Regions from separate parts of the Homo sapiens genome. Here region 1 is linked to region 2. A link is an interaction called in ENCODE POLR2A ChIA-PET data of the cell type or tissue named here. Cell type or tissue: MCF 10A. All regions are shown on one strand. Links, peaks and the distances in the headings refer to the core of each region. The heading gives the core; the rest is flanking DNA.

The links. ChIA-PET counts read pairs that join two places held together with the same protein. Peaks named below come from ENCODE experiments on the same cell type or tissue, not always from the same donor. Only the 100,000 strongest peaks of a DNase experiment are listed, where the experiment ranks them.
Region 1: POLR2A ChIA-PET joins it to region 2 with 6 read pairs; 1 of 35 experiments calls an interaction of 5 or more read pairs at or near these places.

The regions. Positions count from the first base shown.
Region 1 is chr4:121,781,694-121,787,570 of GRCh38, reverse strand. No RefSeq gene overlaps it. Among named protein-coding and RNA genes, the nearest start is that of EXOSC9, 17 kb to the left of the region's middle. In MCF 10A, for the core only: no CTCF peak of the experiment used is centred there; DNase peaks (open chromatin) are centred at 1,910 and 2,410.
Region 2 is chr4:121,376,553-121,382,429 of GRCh38, reverse strand. QRFPR (pyroglutamylated RFamide peptide receptor) reads left to right here and starts at 1,412. Exons shown (of 6, transcript NM_198179.3): 1 at 1,412-2,122. The coding sequence starts at 1,783. RefSeq lists an enhancer at 842-1,626. In MCF 10A, for the core only: CTCF peaks have their summits at 1,250 and 1,468; DNase peaks (open chromatin) are centred at 1,309, 1,939, 2,369 and 5,169.

The DNA.
Region 1 (5,877 bases), core at 364-5,363, 410 kb before region 2:
CATTAAGTTCTGTTGTAGTCACTTTTTAATCCACACTGCCTGGGCCTCAAATATGGAAGGAGCTTAGTAAATATTGAATGAGTGAATGAATGAATGAATGAATGAGAGAAGAGTGGGAAAAGGATGAAGATGGAAACATGTTTACCTGGAGCCACAAGCCTAAATGGTACTGCCTAGCAAGAGTAATCTTCATAGCCACCTTTGCATTCTTTCCATGTTCCAGGCACTGTTCAAAGCAACTCCCATACATTTAATTTTCCCAACAACCAGAACTAGATGAGGATTCTGATGCTTAGATAAATAAGGTAACTTGCCAAAGTCAGGCATTTATTAGTTTGATGCTTTCTCTTCTTTAGTGGGGAAGCTATGCATGTTTAGGACATCTAACAAGATAGACTACTAGTCATATGTCGCATATAGGTAAGACCAACGTGATTATAACAGACTTCCAGTGTAAGCCTTCAGGTTCTCTGAAACTAACAAATAAATACATTAAATCATTAAATTAGAAAATATTGTATTTAAAATAAATATACATCTTTGTTATGGGAAAATTGTTTTCAATTTTTTTTTTTCCAGATAGGGTCTCACTCTACCCAGGCTGGAGTGCAGTGGTGCAATCACGACTCACTGCATGCAGCCTTGACCTCCTGGGCTCCAGCGATCCTCCCACTTCAGCCTCTTGAGTAGCTTGGACTACAGGGGTGCACCACCATGCCCCACTAATTTTTAAAATTTTCTGTACAGACAAGGTGTTCCTATGTTGTCCAGGCTGGTCTCCTGAGCTCAAGCAATCTTCCTGCCTGGGCCTCCCAAAGTGCTGGGATTACTCAGGTGTGAGCCATGGCACCTGGCTAGAGAAAACTGTTAAACAGGATTAATTACTCTACAGAACCTTTAGTTGACATTATATAAATGAAATGTGGAACATTTCAATGAAACTACCTTCTTTTCTTTAAAATAGTTTCAAAGCCTCGAGAAGGATAGATGGTGTTTCAGTCATCTGCAATAATGTGAAGGACACCAAAGTCAGCTGAGGTGAGGCAAAGAACCAACTACGATTGAGCCAGGCTAGTGATTTAAGATGCATAAAGACATTTGTTCAGAATTGGAAAATTTTACAGAATCCAAAAAAACCTCACAACATATCTAGCCATCCAAAATATATTTCACAAGCTTCTCAGTGCACTCAATTTTTCTTTAGGAGATTAGTCAATGTTTTGGTAATCAGGCTTTGGGAAGCCAATTTAAAACTCTGCTTTTCATAGAGAAGGTGATCAGTGCATATTTGTTGATGGAGTGGCTTTAGATGGCAACACTTTGAGCTTTACCCTGAAGGAAATACATGCTGGTTGATTAACATTGTGTAAAAATAAATTCATAGCAGTTAGAACTCAAAGTAATTACATGAAATTTAAACCAGTGAAGATATTAGAGTGGTAGGACTTTTCTCCCTTAATTTTATGGAGATGCTTTATGTTTCATAGCTAAAAGTTGGGAAGAAATACAAGGTTTGCCTAGCACCATGTACAAGGGGGGAGGCTCAAGCATCTGGCTCATGTCCAGGTGAACTCTGCAAAAGCAACCCTGTGGACTGGAGTAGGTAGCTTCACCCTGTGGCCATACCCCTCAGGCTTTGATGTCTATTTTGTCTTGTTGTGACACCAGTTAACAAGATTTCATTCTGTCCCAAGCCACAAAGCAAACTGATCATTTGATTAGCCCACACTCTGCAAAAGCCCTGTGCTCAGTGCACAGTCATGTGTACATATTTTGTTGTGCATGTCCAATATTGAAGAGCCTCCAGCAGAGCCCAGGGGCAGAAATAGAGATGCTCTGTCAGGCTGAGCTCTACCCCACCCTTCTCTGTGGGTGTCACACTGCTCGGAAAGAAGTAGGCAGAACAGCTGGAGTGAGGCAGGGCTGTTGGCAACAGAACATGATGTCAGAACCCACTTGGCGAAGAGCACCCATTGGTAGTTACATTCAGAGTGCCAGGGCTTTTCAAGCTGCCAAGAGAGAATGCTTGTGGGTGGGTGGTAGAACAAAAAGGCAAAGGGAACAACGCAAGCCCATTTCCAAGGAGGGGCGAGAAATAAGCAACAAAGAAGATGCCTTCAGATATGTGACATGTCAGTGGCTGTTCTGGGGTGACACCATCTGTATTCAGTGAGCTACCTAGAGATAAGGTAAGTTGACAGCTTGCTTGAGGAGCTGTGTATGAGACACAGTTCTTAAAACACCAAGATGGGCTTTGTGGGCCTGCTCTGATTCCACAAAGGGTCAGAGAGGGATGTAGGGCTGCTAGCATCTCTGCAACAGCACAGTCTTAGAACAAGGAAATAACTTGCTAGAACCACAAGGCTCTCCTGTGACGTCTGGACCAGAAAACGGCTCCATGAATATCAGGAAGGCATGTTTGTGGCATCCCAGGAATGCACCAGGCTTGCCAAAGCAGATGAATAGTCCAATTTACCAGACATGATCCCATGAAAATAAGAATCTAAATATGAATGAGTGACCTCCTGGAGACAGAAAATATTAATATTTAGTCTATTGCCTCCATATATGTGGGCATTGTTTGTTCCTTTTGCCTTTTTGTTCTACCCATCCACCCACCCATTGTCCTTTTCTAGCAGCCTAAAAAGAAGCAATGGGCCCCCCAAAAAACAGTTTCCTAGCTAGAAAAATACCCAATAAATGTTAATCTCAGTCCTTCCTATGAATCCCACCTCCTTCTGCTTATTTGTATCACTTTGATACATATGATATCAAATTCTGTAGCTCTTTTCCATATTCTGTTCTGTAATTGTTATCTGTTTTATTAAATTTAATCTCCTCCTAATAAGAAAATAAAAATTCCTTGAGGATTCCTTAAAGATGAGGATGTGCATTATGCATTAGTTAGCTGGGGCGGCAATAATAAAATACCATAGACTGGGTGGCTTCAATGACAGATGTTTATTTCTCACAGTTCTGGAGGCTGGGAGTCTGAGATCAGGGTGCCAGCATGGTTGAGTTCTGGTGAGGACTTGCCTCCTGGCTTGCAGATGGCTGCCTTCTCAATGTGTCCTCACATGGCAGAGAGGGAAAGAGCTCTGTACTCTTCCTCTTCTTATAAGGACACTAATCTCATGATGGGGGCCCCACCCTCATGACCTTATCTAAACCTAATTACTTTCCCAAAGGTCCCACCTGCAAATACCATCACATTAGAGTTTAGGGTTTTAACATACGAGTTTTGGGGGAACATATATTCAGTTTATAACAGGATTCATATTTCATTAATTAGTATTCTATCTAATGCATAAAGGGTGAACTGTGGAAAATACAGTTAATGTTAAGTGGGTTTTTTTATTTCTTTAGTACCTAACACAGTACAGTTGCAATCAGACATTAGAAACCTTTTGTCGATTTGTTAGATAACTCTGTATGTTCATGATAAAGTTTGTGTTTTTGATTTTGAATCTATTTGGTGAAATGAAGTGGGGAGTTCCACAACTATTTGGTGAATCTTGATTAAGTCAATCTACTCTTCACACCCACTAGGTTGGCTATAATATAAAAGACAGACATAACAAGTGTTGGTGAGGATGTGGAGAAATTGGGACCCCTGCATATTGCTGGTGGGAAGGTAAAATTGTACAACCACTTTGGAAAACAGTTTGGCAGTTCCTCATAATGTTAAACATAGAGTTACATAAGTTAACAGAGTTAAATATATGACCCAGCAACTCCACTCCTACATATCCACCCAAGAGAAATGAAAACATGCTCACATAAACACTTGTACACAAATGTTCAAAGAAACATTATTCACAATAGCCAAAAAGTAGAAATGATGTAAATGTCCATCAGTTAGAGAATAAATAGACAAAATGTACTATAGCCATTAGTTAAATGGAATGTTATTTAGCAATAAAGAGGAATTTTTTATTGATACATGTTACATGCCACAATAGGGATGAACCTCAGAAACATTATGCTAAGTGAAAGAAGCCAGTCAAGAAAGACCACATAGTGTATGTTCTCATTGATATAAAATATTCGAAAAAAGAAGAATTTAGAGACAGAAAGTAGATTACTGGTATTGTGGGAGTGAGGAAGGAAGGAGGTGGTAAGGAGAAAGGGGAATGGAGAGTGACTGACAGTGGGTCCAAGGTTTCTTTGGGGGATGATGTAATGTTCTAAAATTGGGTTATGATTATGGTTTCACAAGTCTGTAATATATCAAAAACCACTGAACTGTATACTGTAAAGTAGTGTACTTAAATTATATATTAATATATAATGATATATAATTATGTAATTAAAGGAGTGTATGTAAATTATATTTCAATAAACATGTTTTTAAAAAGAGAAAGTGTCCATCCATGTGTCCGAGCTAAGATAAAATCTTTCTTAAATGATTGATTTTTGAGCAGAGAATCAGAGTTTCCAGTTTCCAACTTGTGTTCTGCCACTACCTTTGACAAGTGATTTGATTTTTCTTGACATAGTTTTATTAACATGCTTTCCAGATCTAAATTTTTAATGATATAACAATAAAACCAACCCCCCCATCACTCTTATATTTTAAAAAACTTTCTGTAACATAAGAACAAAATATATTTGAATGAAGAATACTGACATTATTAAATTGGAAAATAATGCCAAATAACTCTTTAGGTTTAGACTATGCTCATCTTTGGGAACAATTTAGGAAATTCTACCCATGTCTCTTCACATAGTTGGAATTGAATTTGTGCACTTTGCAGAAAGCACTTCATTCTTAATTGAAGATTGCAGTTGGGATCAAATTAGATAATGTATGTAAAAGTGCCCTGTTAATTGGTCTACAAATATATGTTATCATTATTATTTATTTATTTTTAGAAACAGGATCGCATTTTGTTGCCCAGCTTGGAGTGCAGTGGTGTGAGCATAGCTCAATGCAGCCTCAAACCCCTGGGCTTAAGTGATCCTCTCACTTTAGCCTCCTGAGTAGCTGAGACAATAGGCACTCTACACACTTGGCTAAGTTTTTTTTTTTTTTTTTTTTTTTCTCAGTAGACATGAGATCTCATTATGTTGCCTAGGTTGGTCTCTAACTCCTGACCTCAAGCAATCCTCTTCCCTTGGCCTCCCAAAGTGCTGGGATTACAGGCATTAGCTGGGAATATAAGAAATAATGCAGCCTAGGATATATTTTAGGATTATTTAAAAATCAGTCCCTCTAAAAGCTTCCTGAAAAGTGATGTACCCTCTCAAATATTTTAAAATTGACATCTTAAATATTTCATCATAAATTTAAACAGCAGCAAAGGATATTGTTTATGGCACATTGTAAATATTTATATTTTAAAGTGAAGCTTTTCTATCACTCTCCAGTGGAAATACAGATACCACAGTAATTTGGAATCCATCACCAGCGTCCATTTAAAACATTAATAAACAAGCTCCTCTCCAATAGTTAGAAATTTCACATCATCCTTTTTCTCTTTCAACTTCCATTTCTATTCTACGTCTCCAATAGATGTTTATCCTAATGTAATATATTTATATTGAATGTCTTCAATTGGTAATTCAATTGGTAGTCATTCTTCATATAAAATATATGTCCTTTGACCCCATGTATAAAACAATTTCTTTTGGATTTACTTGTTATTCTAAATACTGGTGATATACATTTGATTAAAACAGCATACATTATAAATTTTGATAAACCATTCTTATATGACTATTAGTTGGCACAATCCCCATGGATGATACACAGAGGGGCAGTAAGAAGGTTTATTGGAAGTCTTATATCAAAGAGACACCAGCAAAGCACACAGAATCTCTCAAATCATCATCCCGCAGAGAGGGGTGTGTAGGTTCAGGACCTTACTTGTGGAA
Region 2 (5,877 bases), core at 392-5,391:
TATCTATAAAAGAAAATATTGATAAATATGACTTCACTAAAACTAAAAGCTGTTCTGTGAAAGTCCCTGTTAAGAAGATAAATAACAAGCTACAGACTGGAAGAACATATTTGCAAACCGTTTACTAACAAAGGACTTGTATGTAGAATATAAAAAGAACTTTCAACAGCAAATAAACTAAACCATGCAATTAGAAACGGACAAAACACATGGAAAGACATTTCACCAAAGAAGATTCAAGGACGGCAAATAAGCACATGAGATGTTCAATATTACTTGCCATTAGGTAAATGTAAATTAAGGCCCTAAAGAGATATCACTACAGATCTATTAGAATAGCTTAAAAAAAAAAAGCAGCAAAACCAAATGCTGGCAAGGATGTGGAGAAACGTAACTTCTCATGCATTGATGGTAGAGATGGAGACTTGTACAGCCACTCTGAAAAGTAGTCAATCTCTTTAAAAATTAAATATACACATTACAGATTCAATAATCAAAACTTTTGGCATTTCCTATAGAAAGGAAAACTATGTTCACACAAAAACCTGTACATGATTCTTTATAGCAGCTTTATTTTTAATAGCTCAAAATGGTAATCAACCAAAATGTTCTACAAGAGGTGGATGGTTAAATAAACGGTGATACAGCCTCAGCAATAAAAAGAAACAGCCATTAATACATGCAACAACTTGGATGGATTTAAAGGGCATTAGGCTGAGCGAAGAAAATTCAATATCAAAAGGCAGCATATTGTATGATTTCCCTTACGTAATGTTCTGACAAAAGTTAAGAGAGAACATATTAGTGGTTGCCAGGAGTTAGAGATGGTGGAGGGAGGGGCTAGGTGTGAGTATAAAAAGCACCAGGGAGATTTTTGTGGTGATAGAAGAGTTTGTATCCTGACGGTTACGGGAATCTACACTTGAGATAAAAACATGCAAACACTGTACCTGTGTCAAATTCCTGGTTTTGTATTGTTCCGTAGTTAAATAAGATGTAATGAATGAAAGAAACTGGGTGAAGGGTGGGTACGCAGGATCTTTCTGTATTATCTTTGCCATTTCCCAAGTTCTATATTTTAACTATCTTAATTATTTTTCAATACAGAAAATAATTTAAAATAAGCCCTATTTGCCTTGGGTAGTTGTGGCTCCCATTATTACGCAAGAGGAGAAACTTGAAACTGTGGAACCCCCCAATACCCAGTTTCACATACAAGCATTACCTGACTGGGGCCATGCCCTGAGAAAGGCGCTGGGCGGCAGCAAGTTGGTGAGCCAGGGAAGTCTTCCCTCGCCCTGAGGGTGCGGGGAAGCGGCGTTGGCGCCACTGAAGCTGGGTGTGAGGGAGGCGTCACCGAGTTCAGCCCCACCCTCCACCGCTCCCCAAGCGGGTCCGGCGTCCGCATCGCATGGCCAGAAGGCGGGGAGCCAGAGGCGCCAGGACCCTCGCGTGGCGCTCCAGCACCCCAGACCGTGGCGGCGCCTCGCCTTAGGGAAGAGCAAGGGAAGAACTTTATTTGAACCGCGAACATTTTTTGGTCACTGAGATCGAGTCTCCCAGTGCTTTGGCTTCCCGCCTCTTTATCGTGGGTTTGATCCCTGAGCTGCTCTCCTTTCCCGAACCTCCCGGGGTGCAGCCTAGAGCCCTCCCGCGCGGCTGACTCCAGAGTAGAGGAAGGGAGGCGGCCTCCGGCTGGTCCCCCGAAGCCCTCGCTGCCCCGCAGATGCGGATGGCCAGCCAGTAGCGGGCGGTGGCCCCGCGTCCCGGGAGCGCACAGCAATGCAGGCGCTTAACATTACCCCGGAGCAGTTCTCTCGGCTGCTGCGGGACCACAACCTGACGCGGGAGCAGTTCATCGCTCTGTACCGGCTGCGACCGCTCGTCTACACCCCAGAGCTGCCGGGACGCGCCAAGCTGGCCCTCGTGCTCACCGGCGTGCTCATCTTCGCCCTGGCGCTCTTTGGCAATGCTCTGGTGTTCTACGTGGTGACCCGCAGCAAGGCCATGCGCACCGTCACCAACATCTTTATCTGCTCCTTGGCGCTCAGTGACCTGCTCATCACCTTCTTCTGCATTCCCGTCACCATGCTCCAGAACATTTCCGACAACTGGCTGGGGGGTAAGAGTCGCGCCCCGCTCCTTCGCTCCTTCTCTCTTAACCCTCTGCCTTTCAGGGGATCTCTCTCTCTCTCTCTCTCTCTCTCTCTCTCTCTCTCTCTCTCTCTCTCTCTCTCTCTCTCCTCTCTCGTCTGTCTGTCTCTCTCTCGTCTGTCTCTTCCTTACACTTCTCTGTCAAATGAATCCGGTGCTCTTTCTTAGAACTTCGCCACCTGTGTTCACCTGGACATAAGTTCTTTTGGCCGCCTCTGATTCCCCTCCAGTGCTTCCTCCTTGTGGCTTAGAGACATAGGTTGGGGAAAAGCTTCGGAAAGGTCCCGAGCAGTGAGGCAGGAAGTCGCACCCCTCGCCACTTATTTCAGCTCCCTTTCCCGTCATTACCAGGTTTTTCTCCCCTAGTTTTCTTACTAAAAGTGAGATAAAAATATTTCAAATAATTAAACCAAAGTTAAAAATCTCATTTCCTCATTCCCCCACCCTCCAGCCTCACTTCCCAGTTGCTTGCAGACAGCTTCTTGTACCTATGAGCATAAAACAAATATAATTCATGTGCAGAAAAAATATATTGAACTAGTCCTTTTAAAAACTGTATTAAGTGTCATGCAGGAAGAAGGAACACAGAAAACTGATGCCCTCCTATTATAAAAGAAGAGATAACATTCTCCTCCTTCCGTATAATGGGGGAAAAAAAATGACAGAGGAGAGGTGGAGTCACTGAGTTGGGAGCAGTGTGTGGAGGTTGGAAAAAAAGATATATTTCTTGAGATGATCCAGCTTTTCCAAGAACACAGCTGGAGAATGCCCTGGTGTAAACCCAGGAGCAGTAGTGTGTTGTATTCTCACCAGTGCTTAAGGTGCACCATGGGCCTCCCCTTTTTCACGGTTGGGTGTATTCTTGTGGCCACATCAAAATGGTTAGAAATGTAAGAGAAATAGATCATTATGCCTTCAATCTCTGCTATTTCTATCCCATTACTAATTCTCTTAAACTCATGGAGGGTGTTTCATCCTACCATTACCAATTTGAGATCGTGAGCATTGCTTTTTTTCTCATTAGCTTAAACTGAGTTTGCTGTTAGTCAGTCAGAATGTTAAAGTCCTTGATTCTTATCAATCTATAATGTAAATATTTTCAAAAAAGCATTAAACATTGAGTACAGAGCATTGACTTGAAAGTAATACACAATGTGGAAAGTAAGACCTTGATTTATGGATTAGAGACTTTCTTATGCACTCTGATGCAGTAATTGTATTTGGGCATTTTAAAGTTGCTCAGTGCAACTAACTCCATAAAATTAATGGGGTATTTTTTGATCATCATACGGAACTTGGTTTTTGGGGAAAAGCACATGAGTTTTCATTTCTAAATGTTTGTGAAAGCAGATTTATGAGGCTTCTTTGTGCTGGGGATGATTATAGCTCCATTTGTAAAGGTGAAAATAATTATGCAAAGTGGGATTTTATGGTGGGGATCAAAAGAACTGGATTACTATTTTGGCTGTAATACATGTTAATTTAGTATGTCTGGGTCTCAATTTTTCAGTAAAATATTAGGGATTAGAGAAGTTTGAAAGTGCAGTGAGTCTGGCCAGGCGTGGTGGCTCACGCCTGTAATCCCAACACTTTGGGAGGCCGAGGCGGGCGGATCACGAGGTCATGAGATCGAGACCATTCTGGCTAACACGGTGAAACCCCGTCTCTACTAAAAATACAAACAACAACAAAAAATTAGCCGGGCATCGTGGCACGCACCTATAGTCCCAGCTGCTCAGGAGGTTGAGGCAGGAGACTTGGCTTGACCCCGGGAGGCAGAGGTTGTAGTGAGCCGAGATCACGCTACTGCACTCCAACCTGGGTGACAGAGCAAGACTCCGTCTCAAAAAAAAAAAAAAAAAAAAAAAGTGCAGTGAGCCAGATCTTTAGCTCCAGTTCATGTTGGGGAATCATGGCCAAGAAAGGCCATATGGTGCATCTTCCATCCTCAGGGCTTATTTGGGCACTGCCAAGGTTTTTCTCAAGTTTTCTTTTCTCCCTGCTTCTTACTTCATGGAGAACATTTCACTTTAGCTTCTAAATACTGAAGGAGAGTAATATATTGCTCATTTATTTTATAGGGTTAGTGTGAGAATAAAGTGTGTTAGTAAAAGTGCTTTGAAAAATATTGGTCATGCCATGAAAGTATAAGGTATTAATTCTATTAAGGGGTGTTTAATTGGAGGTGGCCTATGTTTATCTGGGACCAGATTTATAGAATAAATAATGATCTTATAAATTGAGTAAATAATACCAAAATTGAAGTGCGAGGGAGAGGTGAGAGCATGCAGAGGGGCTAGAGATCAATATGAAAATAGAATTAACTTGCGCATTATAGGACAGGATAATCATGGCAAAATTTCCTTGATAAATTAACCAAAGTTCAAGAGAATGTAATCTAAGAGCCAAAAATTAATTCATAATTTATTATTTTACAAAGCTATTGAGGATCTCCTATCTGGAAAAGTGTTCTACCTTGAGAGTACAAAAGTGAGTAAAGTCTATCTGTGCCCTTCAGGACCTCAGAGAATAGGAGATGGCCCCAAAATGAGCAAAAACAGGATTTGATAGAAAAAGGATCCACTTTGCTCTACGAGCACAGAAGAGTCAGGAAGGCTTCCTGAAGGATGTGATGTTCAAGCTGGGTCTGGAAGAATAATTCAGAGAATAATTTAGACTCTTTCCAGCAGAGGATGGAGTGTGTTCTAGGAATAGGGGTCAGTGCCAAGTTGGAGGGAAGAAAGAAGATGGTGTGTTCCAAGAATACCGTGCAAGGCATTGCAAGAATGCACAGGTTATATGTGGGGAATGGCAGGAAATGAGACAGAAAAGTAGTGCAACTGGGGAGGAAAAAAAAAAAAATATATATATATATAGTTATGTAAAAACCTAAAATATGAATACCCCTCAAATTCCTTCAGGGGTGAGGTAGGAAACACAAACAAAGCAATGAAGATCACCAGGAAGCAACGGCGACAAAAGGAAGACTGTCTCCTCTAAAGGGGGCAGGATTGCAGCATGCTGGAGTGGTGCCCAGGATTGTCACATCTTCTTTTGTTGTTGTTCTTGCTTCCCCACCTCTCCTTCTGAAAAGCTGGGAATACAGATTTTTATGATGCTGACTTCTAAGTCAAATACAAAAAGTAAAATGCAATCAGGTAAAAGAAAACATCTCTATGGCTTGGTCAGAAATAATTCATGGACTTCCAGTTTGTCACATCTCTACATTGCCTGTCTCTCAAATATTTCTGACAATGCTAAGACTGTGAATGACTGTTTTATTCTTCTTTCAGTCCATTCCTCTTTCTTGCTGGGGACCAGCAGCACCTATTGAGTCAAAACCTGCTTTTTAACAAGGTTCTCAATTGTTTCACGTGCACATTAAAGTTTGATAAGCACTAGAGAAGTCAGCTCAGGTCTTTATAAGGAAAAAAAAAAGTTTGTTAAGTACTACTTGAAGTAGTAATGGCTCTTAGACCTGGCTACACAGAGAATCTCCTGAAGGGCTTTTGAAAATGGCCTGCGCCAGCCCCAGCCCAAACCAGTTACACTTGTCTCTTTGGAGCCAGCCACACTGCCTTACAGAGCCCAGTGTGCACAACTCTACTCAGGTCCCCTTTCAGGGACATCATGTTGTTATCTTAAAACTGGTTGTGGTGGGAGTATTCACATCATGGAAATCAGCACTTACTAGTTAGGCCTGTTTTTTAAAAAAGTGAAAAA